Linked DNA regions of Homo sapiens: region 1 is linked to region 2. Evidence: chromatin contacts called from ENCODE Hi-C data. All regions are on one chromosome and are shown on one strand. The core of a region is the stretch at or near the end of the contact, and the rest is flanking DNA. Distances in the headings are between cores, read along the strand shown. Region 1 holds the start of LINC02182 (long intergenic non-protein coding RNA 2182). Region 2 overlaps BANP (BTG3 associated nuclear protein).

Region 1 (4,982 bases), core at 1,745-4,244, 120 kb before region 2:
TGGTCCGTGCCACTGGCTTCTTCCTTTGCACCTGTGCTTCCTGACGTCTTTGCTCCACTCGGAGGCCAAAGGGGCAGCTTCCCCTGCAAGTACAGCTTTATCCGAAGGCTAGAAGGGTAGGGACAGCCAGCTTCCTAGGTGTGATGGCCTCGGTGATGAAGTCCAAGATTAGATCTATAGGGAAGTGAGCGCCAGCCAGAAGCATCCCTGAAAACGGTCAGTGACCAACACTGATGGACGAATTCCAGCCGCTGAACAAGACAGTCATGCTCTGGGGAGCCCAGCTCAGACATGACCCAGGTGAGAGGTGGCTGCTTTTCAAGAGCAAGTCACCCCTCCCAAGGCATCTCCCTAAGGGCATAAGCAGCGCTCCTCATGCCCCAAAGAGCAGGAGGAGCCCACAGGGCTCATGGAGGTGTGTGCACTCTCAGAAAGAGCTTTGGCATCGGACAAAACAGTGCTCAGTCTCCGGCTCCTGCTCTGTGTGGCCTGGCTGTGTGGCCTTGAGCAGTTGGTGGAGCTCTGAGCCTCACTTTCCTATCTGTGATGAAGGGGTGATATCACCTGACTAAAGGGCTACCAAGACAATTTGGGCAGAGCAAGGGGCCTGTCAGTGAGTGGCCCACAGCAGCCAACCTGTAGGCCCTGTTCCCTTATTGCTTCTTTCCAGCTATTTTTGGTGGTCACTCCTGGGTGGACACCACTCCACCAAACTCAATGGAGTGGCTGGAGGGGAAGTGGGTTTTAGTTGGGGCTGTCGGCCACTCCTGGCCAAGGGACAAGGTTGCAGAGTTCATTCTGAACGTTGGACATGTCTTGAGGTGGGGGTACCTCTGTCATATTATCAGACTCCTCCCATGACTGCTCAAACCCAAATTTCCCCCCGATGGCTTTGCTGAACTAGGCTGGGATCCTTGCCCTCATGAGAATCATAGACGTCATTCAGAGCCAGCTTTTGCACCTGACCTGACCCAGGCCACCTCTCTCCTTGGCACAGGCTGCAGGTCTTGTTCTGGGCCAGGCCTGCTAGCCTGGTGGTCCACAAAGGTAGATGCTGTCCCGACAGGTACTCCACTTCTAAGAGCAACTTCACGCCATCAGCACCACTTCGGGCAAGCCATGCCTCTCTCTAGGCCTCAGTTTCGCCACCTACACACAGAAAGGCGAGGGCTGGCCTCACAGACTCCAATGTCCAAATGCAGATGGATAAGTCAGAGCACAGGTCTCCAGGAAAAACAGAACATTACTGATGTGGCCTGAGATATCAGATGTCTGTGGATCACGACGCAGCCTCCTCTGGGCAGAATAATTCCAGTTTCCCAAGTTAATCATCTTGGGAGCAAGTGTCTGGGCATCAAGTCCTGCTCGGTGTTGTCTCTGGAGCTCCCTCCTACCTTCCCAAACCCACAGAGGCTGTCCTGACCAGTTGACATGGAATATAAATTACTCCAGAAGAGATTTCCCTGGAGACAGCTCAGGGTGGGGGACCAATGAGAGACTCATGGGACCTTTCCTGACGCTCTGGGCTCTGTTCTCCTTTGCATCTCGGGACACCCCGAGGTCTCAGAGCAAGAGCCCTCTTCCCCCTTTTCTTCAAACGTCCATCTGCCATTGTTAGCTGGGCCCATGCCCTCTCGAGGACTGTTACCACCTTCATGCTGAGTCTGACGATATGACAGAGAGACTCTCACCCCAAGACACGTCCAACTTTCAGAATCAACTCTGCAACCTTGTCTCTTGGCCAGGATCAGCCGACAGCCCCAGCTAAAACCCACTTCCCCTCCAGCCCTCAGATCACCTTCTGTTCCCCCAGAAAATCCTCCCTCACCCACAGCCTCAGAGCAGATTATCAGTGTGAACTGAATCATGGATTTTCGCAAAACCACCCAGCGGGGCCCACGAACACAGCTATAATTAGCAGCACAGTCCCGGTGCAGAGGCTGCAGGTCATGCATGTCCAGAAAGGCAGGCCCTGTCACCCCCTGGGCCGCCTCCTGCTTTTAGCTCTCCAGGCTGGGGGATTTTGTTTGTGCACACTGTAAAAATTCACGCTCATCTGAAGGCACGTTCCATGCACACGTTATTTATTGTGAGATCAGCGTGCGATTACAACACAGCCAGCTGTATTCTGAGAACAGGCGGCTTGCGACCAGAGAGCCGCGCCTTGAAGCCCATCACCTCCTCGCCCACATGCGTTTCCCGTCAGATCTGAAAGGCGACAAGGGGAGAAAGACAAGCCCATCCATCAGCCTGCACCTCTGGGGCCTACGTGGCCCAGAGTTCTCCGAACTCGTCCAGTGTCCACAGCCCAGCAACACGCATGAGGGCTGAAGAAAGAGAGAAATACCGTTCCCTGGGACAGCGACGTGGACCAGCCCCACCGATTCCCTCCCCGCCCGGGTAACTCACTCCATGCTGTGTCCTTGGCCTCCTCTGACGTTACGAAACCCAACCCTGCGCTTTTTTCTTTGCTGCCTTTTAAAGACAGAAGAACAGCTGACACTTCCCTTTCAGCCGGCACCGTCCTGGCATGGGGAAAAAGCAGATGGAGGCAAGTCAATTGACATGTTGACAAACCAGTGGATCGGAAAATAAATCTACCCTGATCAAGTCACAAAAGCACGGGGAAGGAGACGCCGGGGGCAGCGCGAAATCCCGGGCACGGCTGCCTCCCGCCCCACGCCCAGGACCGGGAAGGGCCACGCAGCTGTGATGTTTTTCTCTCCAAAGGGAATTAATCATTTCCAGACGCCGGCCCAGCACCTGGTGCCCAAAGCCATAGGCCTGGGAGCTGTGCAGGTCTTGCAGGCAGACGACACCACTTAGCGGACGCGATTTCTTCCCTGGTCCCACTGCCTGGTGCGTGCAGAGAAACTACTCCCAAGTGGGAAGTGAGTGGCTTGTTGAGGCTTGGGACAAAGCTCAGGGGTGTCCCAGGTGAACCCCCTTCTCTAAAACAAGCAGGTCCCTCCCTGCTCCGACACTGAAATGACATCACGGGGCACTGAGGACGTGAGGCCCGTCCCCGGCTGCTGCAGTGCAGTGCCACCTGCAGGCCGTGTGGCCTGAGCAGGCTGTGCCATCTCCAGGCCTGCAGTCTCTCGTCTGTAGGAAGAGGATGATCAGTAGCCCAGCCTTGGAGGTTTGTGTGGCGGAGGGGGGAATAAACCAAGTAACCAGGGGCGGGAGCTTAAAGAGTGATTGCACCAAGCCACACTCTGCAGGTGCCGGGCCACGCTGAGGCCTGAGTGTTTGTGTCCCTCCACATTCATTTGTTGAAATCCTTAACCTCAAAGTGATGGGATTAGGAAGTGGGGCCTTCGAGAGGTGACGAGGTTAAGAAGCAGAGCCCTCATTAATGGGATGAGTGCTTTATAAAAGGCCCTAGAAAGCCCCCTTGCCCCTTCCGCCATGTGAGGGCGCAGTAAGTTAACCATCTATGAGGAAATGGGCCTCACCAGACACTGTCTCTACTGAGATCTTAATCTTGGACTTCCCAGCCTCCAGAACTATGAGAAAGAAACTTCTGTTGTTTATAAGCCACCTAATTTATGTTTTTTTGGGGTTTTTTTAGAGACAGGGTCTCGCTCTGCCACCCAGGCTGGAGCACAGTGGTGAGATCATTGCTCACTGCAGCCTCAACCTCCTGGGCTCAAGCTATCCTCCTACTTCAGCCTCCTGAGTAACTGGGACTGCAGGTGCACACCACCACACCCAGCTAATTTTAAAATGTTCTGTAGAGATATGGATCCTCCTGTGTAGTGCCCAGGCTAATCTCGAACTCCTGGCCTAAAGTGATCCTCCAGCCTCAGCCTTCCGAAGTGCTGGGATTACACGTGTGAGCCACCATGCTTGGCCTCCAATTTACGGTATTTTGTTAAAGCAACCCAGATGGACTAAGACAACTCTCATAATCAATATCATCATCCTTATCATCACCACCGTCACCACCATCATCACCATCACCACCAACCCCACCACCACCATCTCCACCACCACCATCACCACTACCACCATCACCACCATCACCACCACCACCATCCCCACCACCACCATCACCACCATCCCCACCACCATCACCACCACCACCATCACCACCATCCCCACCACCATCACCACCATCCCCACCACCATCACCACCATCACCACCACCACCATCACCACCACCACCATCAACACCATCACCACCACCATCACCACCACCACCATCACCACCATCACCATCATCACCACCACCATCACCACCATCACCACCACCACCATCACCACCATCACCACCACCACCATCACCACCACCATCACTACCATCACCATCATCCTCATCATCATCACCATCATCACTATCACCATCATCACCATCACCTCCATCATCACCACCATCACCACCACCATCATCATCATCACCACCACCGTCATCACCATCATTATCATCATTGTCATCACCACCACCACCACCATCACCATCATTACCATCATTGTCATCACCACTATCACCACCATCATCACCATCATGATCATCACCACTGTCACCACCACCATTATCAACACCATCATCACCACCATTATCACCTTTATCACCACCATCATCACCATCACCACCATCATCATTACCACCATCACTGCCATCATCATGTGATGACTCTCAATACTGTCCTCATCATGTGTGACTTGGACTGTGGACCAGCCCCTCGGGCTCTGCTCTGCTGACCTGTATTCTTTGTCTCTTGCTCCTGAGAAGCTGGGAGTTGAGACCCAGTAAGGTGTTGTAGAGACACTTGTGACCCCAAATTCCATGAGACAGAGGACCTCCCATTTTCTTTTCCTTATTACCGCATGTCATCTTCCTGCACAAAGTAGACAAGACCTTGATGTCTGTCTCCGTTTCCCAAAAGAGTTACCAAGGGGGTGTTTTCCGAACTACCTGGCTCAGACTTCTTTCCCAGCATGGCCTGGTGAGTGCCAAGGAAAGGAAGCTGAGGCTC
Region 2 (4,953 bases), core at 1,908-4,407:
GGAGATGCTGGCCTGGGCCCGCTGGGCCATCCACAGAGCACAGCAGCCCTGCGCTTTGTTTTCGTGGACGCTAGGGCCACAGCAGCCCGAGGTACTGGCTCTGCCCCGAGCTGAGACCTTCAACGAGTGGGGCAGGGAGCTCTCCGGCTAAAGGGGCCCCCATGCTCCCCAGCCCACAGGAAAGGGCTGTGTGGAGGGAGGACAGGGCAGAGCTTCACTTCTGCCCCTGAATTTACAAACATTTCCACAAGACAGTCTCAAGAATCAGTTGGAATTTGGAACTGGGGCAGGATCTACCTTCTCACCTTCACGTTCACGGTGAGTGTGAGACGTAGAACCCTCAGATGGGCATCTGTGTCCAATCACGTGCCCTCTGCACAGGAAGAGTCACGAGAAAGCCCCGGGGCCACGTGTGCCCGGTGGCAGCGGCAGGCGGCCATGCCATCACTTCAGTGTCCCGGCGCGGGGCCCCAGACTCACCTGTGCCCCGGCCGTGTGGTCACTCACTGGCGCCAGCTGCACGTACTGAACCTGGATGTCGCTGCCCTGGAGTGGCGACCCATCCACGCCCGCCGCCGCGGGGTCCGAGGAGGCCACGGCGATCAGCTGTGCACCCTGCAGCACCTGGAGGGAGACACACGGGGGCCCGTCAGCGGCGTGGCCCACAACCCACAACCCACAACCCACATGGCTCCACAGACCGCAGACCCCAGCCCACACGTGCTGTCCCCTGAGCGGCAGGGACACGGCCTCAGGGCCACACCGAGGACTCTGCGGCACATCCTGTCTCCCCATCGCTCTCAAGTCGCATCAGATCCAGTGAGAGAGTGCCATCGAGTCTCTGCTGGATCTGCAACTCCGCCCTCAAGCACCTACAGAGCAGAAAAAAGGGAAAAAAAAAAAAGCAAGGCAGAGCTTCCACAGAAAAAGAGAGCAACAGCAAATGCCACAGAGCCTCCTGGAAAATCCCAGTGGCAACCATGAAGAGCACAAGCGCTCCCAGAGTGCCACTGAGGCCTAAAATCCAAGCCAGGACCGTGAGCGTGAGGCTGAGACCCAAACCCTCCCCATTCCCAAGGCAGAGTGACCTCAAGGGCTCAGGGAGAGCAAAGGAGCTGCTGGTGGGCACTGAGAACCCAGCAGAAGCTCGCAGGAAAGTGAGGCCCAGTTCCAAGATGGGCGGAAGTGAGTCCTGGTGGCAGAGAGCCCCGCTGGCCCTCCCGACCTTGTACCGCCTCCCAGAGTATGGAATGAGAATGGGGGACAGGCGAGGCCCCTGGGTGGGCTCTGGTGACCCCATCGCCTGTAAGCACCCAGGCCCACTTCCCACTCAATCCACTGGGCGCTCCAACATCCAGGCAGGCAGCTCCGGTGTCAAGACGGCCCAGGCAGGCGGGTGGGCAGCCCCAGCCCTGAGGGCACTTGACATGAGCCACGGGGTCTTCACTTGGGGTTGCACCCCACTACGGGAGGGCCAGGAGATGCATCCCACACCTCCACACAGAACCGCACTCTGTGCACTGAGAGTCTCACCGGTGGCCCTGGGAAGAGGAGCAGCCCGTCGCAGGGTGCCCCACCCCACGGAGCCTGGCCGCAGCATCCCCTCCGTGGGACCTGCCCTGGACAACAGCAGCACTGCACAGAGCAAACTTGGCCCCCGCAAACACACTGCAGAGACAGCGCCGGACCAGGGCTTTCACCTGCAAGTGCTTTTAAAGACTAGACTTCACCTACATGTGCTTTTAAAAATAGTTATGTTTCTAAGCAAAGTTCACCTGCAATGCTAGAAGACAAGCCTTTTAAAGATACGAAGTATAATTCACTCTACATTGAGGTTAGCAAAGTACGGCGCCCAGAGCAAACCTGCTGGCTGCTTTTGTACAGCTGTGAACTGAGAATGGCTTTTAAATGATTTTTAATGACAGAAAAAAATGCAAAAAAATATTTTGTGCCACATGACAAATCTAGGAACCTCCATCTTCAGTGAGCATCTACAGGCCTGCAGGCCCCCCACGTGCTGGCCTGTCATGACCCAAGGGCCGTGGTGAGCAGCTGTGATGAGACCAGGTGTGCCCCCCAAAGCTGAAAACCCATCCCCCCTGGTCCTTTGCAGACAAGCCTGGCAACCCTGCCAGCCACGACTTGCGAGCACACCAGCCTCGGGGACCAGCCTCGGGCGAATAGCTGAGCCATCAGAATGAACCTAAGGAGCGGTCGACCTTCTGCCTCGGGATTTTGTTGTCTCAAACAGATGCTATACAAGAAGGAATATGGCCAGAGTCAGATGTTCTGCTGGACTCTGGGGTTTCTTTACCCGACGGCCCCTACTGCAGAGGCCCTCTGAGTCCAGGTGTCAGATGCCAGCCCGACATGGTCCCAGGGATTAATTCATTGTGCAGCTGGCCCTTGAACACCACAAGGGTTAGAGGCACTGAACCCTTGTGCAGCTGAAGTCATGTACAGCCTCTGACTCCCCAAAACTTTACTAATAGCCTGTTGACCAATGGCCCTACTGATAGTGGTCAATGAGCAGGTATTTTGTGTGCTGTGTGTACCATCACCTGTATTCCTCTAATAGAGTAAGCGAGGGAAAACGTGGTATTCAGAAAGGCACAGGCGAGAGGAAATATGGCTGCTATTCATGAAGCGGAAGTGGATCTTTATTAAGCGGAAGTGGATCGTCATCCTGGCCTTCGTCCTCACCGTCCGCATGCTGACTGGGGCTGGGGGGAAGAGGAGGAACAGGAGAGGCTGGCCTTGCTGTCTCAGGGCAGCAGAGGCAGAAGAGACAGAGGAGGTGGAAGAGGAGGCAGGCACACTCAGTATAATTTTTACTGAAAAAAAAAATGCACGTATAAGTGGATCCTCATAGTTCAAACCTGTGTTGTTCAAGGGTCAACTGTAGTCTTTTCCAAGGAACAAACGTTCGTTTTTTGGTGACGGACAGAAGGAGCAGAGCGTTGTGAAGTGCGTGCATTGACATCAGAGTGCTGACAAAGGGGCTGCTGGCCCTGGGGTGCAGGTGCCATTTACAGATGAGGAACTGAGACCTGGGTGGGGTTAGGAGCAGTTTAGGGGCTGGGCTTCCATCACACAGCAGGTGGGGGCAGCGTCCATACAGGAAGCACCTGGGTCCCCGAGGCACTCTCCTGGGCCACCACCGTCCATAGCGGAGCAGCACGATTACCCTCCGGCTCCCTCCAGCCTGGGTTCTTCGAGAGGGAGCAGAGAGAGAAGGCGGGGACTCTGTGAGGGGAGGGCTCGGGCGTAGGCCTCTCAAAGTCCTTAGAAGATACAGCCTGTGGTTTTAAAGCAGAATTCTAGTTTTTGATGAGCAAATGCCTTATATTTTTTTAACAATGAATTTGTCAGTGGAAAAGAAAAAAGAAAAAGGCAGGTCAATGAGCTGAATGTCTGGCTGGCAAGAATTCCATCTTTTTGCTGACATGAAATAAACTCGGAGAGGAGTTGCTGCACCGAGGAGGAGGAGCTGCCGGCACAGCTGCCCCTTCCCATGATCTTTACAGGCCCCGAGGTCCCGCAGCGACAGCGCGCCATTCAGAACCCAGCCTGACGATGAGAACACTGAGGCTTCTGGACTGTTTCACGAGACGGGGCAAGCCCACTGGAGCGCCCTCCATCTGGGCCTGGGGCTGGAGCTGGGCTGGGTGCAGGGACAGGGGGCTGGGCTGGGCTGGGTGCAGGGGCAGGGGGCTGGGCTGGGTGCACGGACAGGGGCAGGAAAGAGAGAGCAAGTCCCTGTCAGCCGCAGAGACTCTGGCTCAGACCACAGGCTGGGGACGAGAGCGCCCAGGGAGGTGGAGCCCCTGCAGAGAGAACCTTCTTCCCAAGAAAGGAAGAGAGAGCAGACATTCCTGCCAATGTGCAAACCCACCAGTAACTTTTCAGTGATGCCTGGGAACAGACCGGGCAAGGCTGCACTTGGAAAGGGGGCTGGGGAGGAGTTCTGCACTCAGTTCCACCACGCGCCCAGGCAGTCACTCTGTCCTGGGTGGATCCGCAGCCACCCACGTTCCTGCCACAGACCCCGAGCTGGCGCCCACTGGAGGAGGCAGCCAGCACCCGCACCAGTGGGCTCTTCTGTGAGGCCCTGCACAAACTGCGTTTCCCACTCATCACAGCACAGGCACACTCCTGGCCCCGAGAAAGTTCCGGGAAAAATATCCTCAGGGGCTGTCCCAGAGGTGTCTCAGGGCTGTGAATAAAGCAAGCTGCCTGAACCAGCGTTTCTCAACTATTCCCACCAGGCCGAGGCCTTGAAAACTCCTGAACACCAGGCAATGGTCTGCGCGGTGCAGGGACTTGACTGGTAACTCCCAAGCGCCTGCCCACCTGCCTGCACTCCACGACAGCACAGGGACCCTGGCGCACGCCCAAGGTTCACGCCAACCAGGTGACCGCCAGGAAACCCAAGCCTGGGGCGAGCAGCAGAGGAGCACACGGTAAGCCCGCACCTCCTCCATCCCCAGCTCTCAGGAGCCCGTGCCACACAGCCGGAGCTCTGCAGGGGCCACAGGTGGGACGAGTGCACGACGCTTTCCACCTCGGGCACCTCTGTCGGACACCCAGCTCTGAACTACGTGTGAAAATGGAAACGAAGTGCGTGGCCACACGCAGAGCAGTGCCACTCCAAGCACCTCCTCATCACACACGTGGCGTGTCACGGACTGACGACACAAGGAGGCAGACAGTGGGGGGAGGGCGGGTCTGTTGGGGACGGAGGGGGCATTGACACAGTGGATGCTACGGGGAGGCCCCGTGCAACGTGTAACTGCGGGAAGGCAAGGCTCAGCCGGGAGCATCGTCAGGGTTCCCTCATCTCAGGGTGTAACCATGCAGGAACAATGGAGTGGGGAGATTGACAGGTTGAGTGGAGACCTGGGGTTTACCCTGGGGTGGAGCAGGGCGAGGTCAGTGAAAGGGTGGAGGACC

Evidence for each region. A loop is a pair of places that touch in the nucleus more often than their neighbours do. Pooled maps may share reads with other maps.
Region 1: a pooled map shows a loop between it and region 2 (2.8-fold over the local background). The contact joins the promoter of LINC02182 here to the enhancer-like site in region 2. A Hi-C loop is called at or near these places in 1 of 50 pooled maps.

Annotation. Positions count from the first base shown.
Region 1 is chr16:88,192,293-88,197,274 of GRCh38, reverse strand. LINC02182 (long intergenic non-protein coding RNA 2182) reads right to left here and starts at 2,994. Exons shown (of 3, transcript NR_110944.1): 1 at 2,764-2,994; 2 at 2,410-2,525; 3 at 2,058-2,208. It also overlaps a transcript of ZNF469 not described here. RefSeq lists enhancers at 2,177-2,709, 2,918-3,212.
Region 2 is chr16:88,067,740-88,072,692 of GRCh38, reverse strand. It overlaps BANP (BTG3 associated nuclear protein), which reads right to left. Exons shown (of 14, transcript NM_001386991.1): 13 at 481-624. Among named protein-coding and RNA genes, the nearest start is that of BANP, 120 kb to the right of the region's middle. RefSeq lists enhancers at 2,655-2,804, 2,905-2,964. Within about 2 kb of position 3,157, at least 4 of the 41 ENCODE cell types and tissues checked have a DNase peak (open chromatin) inside an H3K27ac peak, as active enhancers do.